Regions from separate parts of the Homo sapiens genome. Here region 1 is linked to region 2. Evidence: chromatin loops called from intact Hi-C (ENCODE). Cell type or tissue: HCT116. All regions are shown on one strand. Each heading gives the region's core, and the rest is flanking DNA. Links, peaks and the distances in the headings are about the cores only. Region 1 overlaps LOC105370686 (a long non-coding RNA gene). Region 2 has its middle 9.0 kb from the start of LBHD2.

What was found. A loop is a pair of places that touch in the nucleus more often than their neighbours do. Peaks named below come from ENCODE experiments on the same cell type or tissue, not always from the same donor. Only the 100,000 strongest peaks of a DNase experiment are listed, where the experiment ranks them.
Region 1: a loop joins it to region 2, with 7 times the contacts of the local background. A loop is called at or near these places in 78 of 110 quality-filtered maps.

The regions. Positions count from the first base shown.
Region 1 is chr14:103,291,023-103,295,403 of GRCh38, reverse strand. It overlaps LOC105370686 (a long non-coding RNA gene), which reads left to right. Exons shown (of 3, transcript XR_944246.2): 3 at 827-1,330. Among named protein-coding and RNA genes, the nearest start is that of EIF5, 41 kb to the left of the region's middle. In HCT116, for the core only: a CTCF peak has its summit at 2,412 (motif pointing right); a DNase peak (open chromatin) is centred at 2,443.
Region 2 is chr14:103,072,976-103,077,356 of GRCh38, reverse strand. No RefSeq gene overlaps it. Among named protein-coding and RNA genes, the nearest start is that of LBHD2, 9.0 kb to the left of the region's middle. RefSeq lists a silencer at 1,309-1,758 and an enhancer at 1,952-2,543. In HCT116, for the core only: a CTCF peak has its summit at 1,642 (motif pointing left); a DNase peak (open chromatin) is centred at 1,496; H3K4me3 peaks cover 1,749 bases; H3K27ac peaks cover 2,025 bases.

The DNA.
Region 1 (4,381 bases), core at 231-4,230, 220 kb before region 2:
TTAGTTTTCATTTTTGTCAATATCTTTATGGTCTGGCTTGATAGGAGACAGGTAGATTCTCATATCTGCTTCTGCATGAGTCTGTTGTGATACGTTGTTTTGGTTGAAGTTTGTGGGGAATATTCAGCCGCTCACAGACATGCTGTTGGAAAAGGATGAGTAATTCAATACAGTCTTTAGATAGTTGTGACTATCCTTCTTTGATACCACACCAAAACTGGAGATGTTTAAAGATTAGTTATCATGATTATTTAAAGATTCTTTAAAAGATGAGTTATAATCAAAGATTGGTTAAAATGTGGATTAAAGGTTAGTTATAATGTGGATTCGAGATTATAATCTTTAAACTGAAAGGGTCTTGTACATTTTCATTTACTTTATGTATATGATGTGAAGTAGAGCTCCAACTTCGTTCTTCTGCAGGTGGCTCTCCGCTCTCCCAGCTGAAGAAAAGACTGTTCTTTCCCCACTTCACCCTCACATTTGGGGGTCAATTGATTTTGATGAGAGTGCCTTGGCTCTCATCAAAATCAACTGACCCCTAAATGTGAGTTTCTTTCTGGAATCTCAGTTCTATTGTATGGGTCTATATGTCTGTCTTTATACAAGCACACACAGGTTTGACTACTGTAGCTTTGTAGTAAATTTTGAAATCAGAAAGTGTGAATCCTCCAATCTTTGCTCTTTTTCAAGATTTTTTTTTGGCTGTCTGGGTTCCTTGAGTTTCTACATGAATTTTAAGATCAGCTTAATTCCTACAAAGAAGCCAGCTGAGACTCTGATGGGGATTGTCTTGAATCAATGTTCTTTTTGCTATAACTTATAGAGTAAATTAAACAACTGAAGGAAGGTCCCTGTGAGCTGCAGTCCCGGGAGAAGAGGAAACCCTTCAACATGGATTCTGGAAAGAACAGCCTTGGCTTTCTTCTGAACAAAAAGTTCTGGCCCAGCTGGACCCGGGGTGGGCACCGGGAGTGCAGGCTGCTAGTCCTCTCCTGCCAGCTTTGCGAGGCGTGGGGAGCACCTGCAGCATGGCTCACCTGAACCCAGTCCCCAGGCCCATGGCCTCCGAGAGATGAACACTGGCTGCCCAGAAGCAGGTGTGGGTAGGAGGGCAGAGGGACTGCCCGCAGGCGTCCCTGGGCTCCCTGGCTCCTTTCTGCTGATGTGCCGCCTCAGTCGGACAGAGGTTTCAACACACTTGTACCCTTCTCAACACAGGCCAGGCGTCTCCGGGGCCTGGAAGAAAACCAAGGTCAGGGGATCTCCTAGTTCAACAAGGGAGAACAACATGTAAGGAAGATAAAAATTAAAGCCGTGTCGGATGTGAGACACCCAGGGTCTCATATGACAAGACGCGAGTGGACTGCAGGCTGGGGCGGAGCTGTGGAGAGGGAAGACCCGGGGTGGGGCCGGGGAGAGGGGAGGCCGGGGCGGGGTGGGGGTGAGCAGTGGGATCCAGGAAGGTTCTCAGAGGAGAAGATGCCCACCCACACTGGGATTACAAGGAAGATAGGAATTTGTCAGAGGGCAAGGGGACAGCGGGAGGGAGTGACCAAGGGGGTCAGCAGGGGCAAAGGCCAGGAGGTGGTCACAGTATAGGTGTGTGTGGGGATGGAAGGTGTCAGCACAGCTGAGGCTGGGGAAGGGACAGGCAGGGCATCCCCGTCCTCGAGAGCCAGGCCAGAGCACTCGGGGACTGTCCTATGGCCAGCAGGAACCTGAAGGGCTTAGGAACATCCCCTGGCAGCCAGACACAGGATGGAGGGGAGGGCGCGGGACGGTGAAACCCTCTTCTTCTGGAACTCAGCCCCTCTGTCTGGGAGACACAGGAAGGAACTGCCAGGGCTGTGGACTTGCACAGTCTTGCCTGAACTATCTCATCCCTGGCAGTTTTGTTTGTTTGTTTTTTGTTTGTGTTTTAAAGATAGGGTCTTACTCTGCCACCTAGGCTGGAGTGTGGTGGCACAATCATGGTTCACCGCAGCCTTGGCCTCCCTGGCCCAGGTGATCCTCTCACCTCAGCCTCCGGAGGACCTGGGTCCACAAGCACACACCAGCACACCCAGCTAATTTTTATTTTATTTTATTTTATTTGTAGCGATGGGGGTCTCACTATCTTGCCCAGGCTGGTCTTAAACTCCTGGGCTCAAGTGATCCTCCTCCCTCAGCCTCCCAAAGTGCACCTGATATTACAGGCATGAGCAGCTGCGCCTAGACCCTGGCAGCCTTTTGAAATGGAATGTATCTGTCACCATCTTTGCAGATTAGGAAGCCAAGGCTAAGAGAAAAGAGTGACTTCTTCAGGGTCACCCTGTCATCCATGTCGGTGGGGAAAACCCTGGACAGCCCCACGCTACCCTGATTTCTTTCCCTCATCTCTGTCCTCAGACTGGTCAGCAGGGCATGCAATGCCCACCAGAGGGCACCAAAGGCCAGATTTGCCGTGCACTCCCACACCGTTTTGAGTCTCAGATGCGGCCTCCATTGATTAGAGTCTCAGATGCGGCCTCCACTGATTGAGTCTCAGATGCAGCCCCATTGATTGAGTCTCAGATGCAGCCCCTATTGGTTGAGATCCCCAGGTGCAGCCTCCACTGATTGAGAGCTTCACATGCAGTCCCCATTGATTGAGAGTCTCAGAGGCAGCTCCCATTGATTAAGTTTCAGATGCAGCCCCTGTTGATTGACTCTCAGATGCAGCCCCCATAGACTGAGAGCCCCAGAGGCAGCCCCACTGATAGAGAGTCTCAGATGCAGCCCCCATTGATCGAGAGTCTCAGATGCAGCCCCTATTGATTGAGTCTCAGATGCAGCCCCTGTTGATTGAAAGTCTCAGGTGCAGCCCCCATTGACTGAGAGTCTCAGAGGCAGTCCCCACTGATTCCCAGACACAACCCTCAATGACTCTCAGATGCAGCCCCTATTGATTGAAGTCTCAACTGCAGCCTCCATTGATTGGCAGTCTCAGATGCAGCCCCATAGACTGAGAGCCCCAGAGGAAGCCCCATTGAGAGCTCCAGAGCAGCCCCCATTGATAGTCTCAGATGCAGCCCCCATTGATAGAGAGTCTCAGATGCAGCCCCCATTGACTGAGAGGTTCACACGGAGCCCCCACTGAGTGACAGCTTCAGATGCAGCCTCCATTGATTGAGAGATTCAGATGTGGCCCCCATTGATTGAAAACTTCAGAATCAGCCTCCATTGATTGAGAGCCCCAGATGCAGCCTCCATTGAGAGCTTCACATGCAGCCCCCATTGCTTGAGTGTCTCAGATGCACCCCCCACTGGTTGAGAGTCTCAGATGCATCCCCCATTGATTGAGAGCTTCACGTGTAGCCCCCATTGCTTGAAAGTCTCAGATGCAGCCCCTGTTGATTGAAAGTCTAAGATGCAGCCCCCAATGACTGAAAGTCTCAGAGGCAGTCCGCACTGATTCTCAGACACAACCCTGAATTACTCTCAGATGCAGCCCCTATTGATTGAAATCTCAAATGCAGCCCGCATTGATTGAGAGTCTCAGATGCAGCCCCCATTGACTGAGAGGTTCACATGGAGCCCCCACTGAGTGACAGCTTCAGATGCAGCCTCCATTGATTGAGAGATTCAGATGCGGCCCCCATTGATTGAGAGCTTCAGAATCAGCCTCCATTGATTGAGAGCCCCAGATGCAGCCTCCATTGAGAGCTTCACATGCAGCCCCCATTGCTTGAGTGTCTCAGATGCACCCCCATTGATTGAGAGCTTCACGTGCAGCCCCCATTGCTTGAGAGTCTCAGATGTACCCCCCGTTGCTTGAGAGTCCCGGATGCACCCCTCATTGATTGAGAGCTTCACACGCAGCCTCCATTGATTGAGAGTCTCAGAGGCAGCTCCCATTGATTAAGTCTCAGACACAACCCCTATTGATTGACTCTCAGATGCAGTCCTCATTGACTGAGTCTCAGATGCAGCCCCTATTGACTGAGAGTCTTAGATGCAGTCCTCATTGATTGAGAGTCTCAGATGCAGGCCCTATTGACTGAGTCTCAGATGCAGCTCCTATTGACTGAGAGCCTCAGAGGCAGCCCCATTGATTGAGAGCCCCAGAGCAGCCCCCACTGATTGAGAGCTTCAGATACAGCCCCCAGTGATTGACAGCTTCACATGCAGCCCCCAGTGATTGACAGTTTCAGATCCAGCCTCCATTGCTTGAGAGCTTCAGATGCAGCCCCCCATGATTGAGCTTCATTCACATGCAGCCCCCACTCTGGATTCTCCGCTGAAGGGTCACCCTGGTAGAGCCTTAAGAGAATTGAAGCTCAGGTCCAGGTGGCTCTGCGGCCCTCCTTCTGAGTCTGAGGTGACAGGGTAGGTGAGGTTGGCCACAGAAGGGAGTGCA
Region 2 (4,381 bases), core at 79-4,078:
CCCTCTGGATGTGTTACAAATCACCCAGTTTCAGAGGGGTTTTTTATGGCCAGGAGCAGTGTCTCACGACTGTAATTTGGAAGGCCAAGGCGGGCAGATCGCTTGAGCCCAGGAGCTCGAGACCAGCCTGGGCAACATAGTGAGATCCCCCCCATCTCTAAAAAATTATTATTTTTTTTAAAAAGTAGGCTGGGCACGGTGGCTCACACCTGTAATCCCAGCACTTTGGGATGCGGAGGCGGGTGGATCACGAGGTGAGGAGTTGAAGACCAGCCTGGCCAAGATGGTGAAACCCCGTCTCTACTAAAAATACAAAAATTGGCCGGGCGCGGTGGCTCACGCCTGTAATCCCAGCACTTTGGGAGGCCGAGACGGGCGGATCACGAGGTCAGGAGATTGAGACCATCCTGGCTAACACAGTGAAACCCCGTCTCTACTAAAAATACAAAAATTAGCCGGGCGTGGTGGTGGGCGCCTATAGTCCCAGCTACTCAGGAGGCTGAGGCAGGAGAATGGCGTGAACCGAGGAGGCAGAGCTTGATGTGAGCCAAGATCACGCCACTGCACTCCAGCCCAGGCGACAGATAGAGACTCCATCTAAAAAAAAAAAAAATTAGCCAAGCACGGTGGCTCTCGCCTGTAATCCCAGCATTTTGGGAGGACCATGCGGGCGGATCATCTGGAGGTCACGAGAGAGAGACCAGCCTGAGCAACACGGTGAAACCCCTCTCTACTGAAAATACAAAAATTCGCCGGGCACGGTGGTACACGCCTGTAGTCCCAGCTACTCGGGAGGCTGAGGCAGAAGAATTGCTTGGACCTGGGAGGTGGAGGTTGCAGTGAGCCGAGATCGAGCCACTGCACTCCAGCCTGGGCGATAGAGGCAGACTCCGTCTCAAAAAAGAAAAAAAAAAAGGAGCCAGGAGTGGCGGCGCCTGTAGTCCCAGCTACTTGGGAGGCTGAGGTGGGAGGATCACTTGAGCCCGGAGAGGTTGAGGTTGCATTGAGCCGTGATCGCATCACTGCACTCCAGCTTGGGTTACAGAGCAAGACCCTGTCGAAAAAAAAAATACGGTTTCAGTTTTTTATTTTTTGGTGGGTTTTTTTGTTTGTTTGTTTTGGGACGAAGTCTCGCTCAGTCGCCCAGGTTGGAGTGCAGAGTGGCGTGATCTCAGCTCACTGCAACCTCCGCCTCCCAGGTTCAAGCGATTCTCCTGCCTCAGCCTCCTGAGTAGCTGGGATTACAGGCACCCACCACCACGCCAGGCTAATTTTGTATTTTTAGCAGAGACGGGGTTTCACCATCTTGCTCAGGCTGGTCTCGATCTGCTGACCTCAGGTGATCCGCCCGCCTCGGCCTCCCAAAGTGCTGGGATTCCCGGCGTGAGTCCCGCGCCCGCCCGGGGTGTTTGGATGTCGTCCTAAGAGGCTCCACCCACAGGGGCAGCCCCGGGGCGCGGCTGCGGGGCGCGGCCTCGGCTCCGGCTGAGGGTCTGCCCTCCTAGTGGGAGTTGCGGAGAGGAGGCGCCGCGGAGCGGAGCGGGACCAGGCCCGGGGAAACGCGGCCGGAGGCGGGGCGTCGGCAGGAGGGGCGGTGCTAACGGCCCCGGGTTCCCGGTGCTCCAGCGCCCCCTCCCGGCTCGAGAGAGGAACGCCCGACCACGTCCCTCGGCGGCCGCGGGCGGAGGAGCCGGGCGACACTCCTGTCCCCCTCGCCGCCGCCTCCAGCCTCCCCCGGCACAGCCGGAGAGAATGAGGCTCCAGGCAAAGCCAAGCAGGATCCAGGGCCGGGGCCCGCGCGGAGCCGACACCCTGCTCATAGGAAAGCGAGGCTTGCTTCCCATTGCACGGAAGGGGAAGTCGAGGCCCGGGCGCTTGCTGGTCCGGCGCAGGGAGCTCGGCTCCGGCGCGGAGCGGGGAGGGGGATCGGGCTCAGCGGGGGCCCGATCTAGGCGACTAGGAGCGCCCATCCCGGGACTGCAGCCAGGCGGTCTGGGAGGGGGTGCTGTCCTTAATTTCTGGCTTGAAGGACAGGTGACCCGGGACAGGTGGAGACGGAAGTGAGAGGGGCAGCCAGGTGATGGGGACGGCGCATGCAAGAACCCAAAGGCCGGGAGCATGGGGCTACTGCCGACACCAGAGGCTAGTCCCACCCGGTGTTGACCTGGCAACCAGCCGGGGAGGAAGGGAGCTGTCTGAGGCCACACCCGACGCCCACCGGTGTCACCCGGAGCTGAGGTCATCCGGCCCGCCCTGGGCTGGCAGAGTTCAGCCTGCCCCACCCTCAGCCCGCCCACCGCAGGGGACCTTGCTTGTCGCCTGCCCTACTTGGCCCCACTTTAACCCTGGTGCTGTGCACACAGACAGGCCTGGCAGGGCTCAGGTCTCAGGCGGAGGGTCAGGGTTGTAACTTCCAGAGCCTCTGAGGACTCCTCACTGCTGAGGGCAGCAGCTGGCAGCCTCCAGCTGGGAAGCTCTGGGGATGGCCAGGTCCTGCCGTGTGGCCAGCACAGTCTCACCTCACTAAGGGGCAGCTCCTGTTCACAGAGGTGGGCAAGGTCCTGCTGCCAGGCACGTGCTAAATGAGCACTAATTGTCGTGGGCCACCTTTGTGTAACAAACATTAACTCTAAAGTGTGTGCCCCTTCTTAAAAAGTCCTCCTTAGTACGGTGGTGGGTAAGACGGAAATGGTATGTGTGTGTATAGTGCACAAGTGTGCTGGAGAGCTACGCCATAATCCTAGCTCAGCTCACACCGCATGTCCTGTGAGCAGGCACTCTCCAGGCAATTGGCCTGAAACCAGATGGCTTCACTGAATCATGGAAGCCCTATAAAGATGGCGTAGTATCCCATTTACAGGGAGGAAACCAGGGACCGAGAGGCTGAAGAGCCTGCCTGGGGTCACAGAGCTTGTGAGGGGAGAGCTCCGTCCTGGAGTGCACCATGACACTGTGCACTGGGCTGCGGGGCCCCGGAGGCAGGAAGGTGCCGGGGTGGGGAGACACCCCGTCACTGCAGCTACATTGACACTGGCCACACCCCAGCTGGGGCCTGGAGACCTCCAGTCCCAGGACAGCACTGGGGCGGTACAGGAACACATACTGAGACTGGGAGGGAAAGAGGCTTGCCCTGGAACCACAGCTGGAGAAGCCCAGAGCCAAGGGAGGAACCCCCAAGGCCAGCGGCCCACAGGGGAGCCCTGTTGCCCTCCCTCTCCTCCTGCACCAGGGGCGCTGAGCCCTGCGGACAGGCATGATGGGTGCTGGGCCCGCAAATCATGCAGAACCCGCCCACACCCCAGCAGCCACAGGTTGAACTGATTCTTGCTGAGCTCTAAAAGCCTCCAAGGGAATCCCCTGAGCCCTAGGGGCAAAGATGTGACTGTGGCCGCCAGGGAGATAGGGGTCCAGCCCTTCATGGCCCTGGCCCCACCTGCGGGGGTTTGGGGTAGGATTCAAGGCCCGGCTAGCCTCAGTCCCGCATCATGGCTGCAGGGTGGGGCCTGACATCCTGGGCCCTGCCCTGCCTCTGTGCCCCAGAGCAGTCAGGGAGAACGGATGCCTGAGGCTAGGCTGCTTGTGCGCACTCTGTCCTGGCCTGGGCACCCATTTCCCCGGCATCCCGTCTCCCCCAGCCCCGGCCTCCCAGCAGTCAGGTCACTCAGTCATGCAGGCCAACATTTCCTCCCAGCGAGCGGTCACCAGACTCAGTGCCAACACTGCGCCCGAGGGGTGTGCAGCCTGGGTTGGCTGGGTGGGGTGTAAAGGTGGAGAAAGGTCCAAAGCGCTGGTGGGAGGGGTGGCCTCTGAGACAGTCTCTGTGCAAAGGCCTGGCATCCCGGCCTCAGGCTACCCGACCCAGTGAGCTGGGTGTCCAAGGCCATGTAGGGAGATTATCCTCTGAATGCTGGGGAGGGATAGGAGCCAGACCCACGATGGTGGTGACTGATGGAGACCTGGGGTGTGGAGTACCCCTACCCCCGCTCAGTGCAGAATCTCACGCTGGCCTCTCAGCCTTGCATGGTGGGGCCGAGGTGTTACCCATTAACAGATGAGTAATAATCTGCTGATGAGTGTATGATCTGCCCCTGGCTCAGACAAGGGAGGTGGTGGACTGGCCATGGCAGCTGTCCAGACTTGATATCACCCTGAACGTCCCCAAACCTCCCTCCCTCCACTCTTGCTTCGCCCTGACCAGAGATGGAGGGTGGTGCTGGGAATAGGAGGTAGGTGAGTGCCTGTCCTGGCCAACAGCAGAGGCCCTCGAGGGAAACTGCACCGCAGGTGTCACTCTAGAGCCCACAGCGGGGGCTGTCAACCTGGAGTGTGCAGCAGAATCGCCTACAGCCCTCTGGCCCAGCCCCAGTGACTCTGGGTGAGT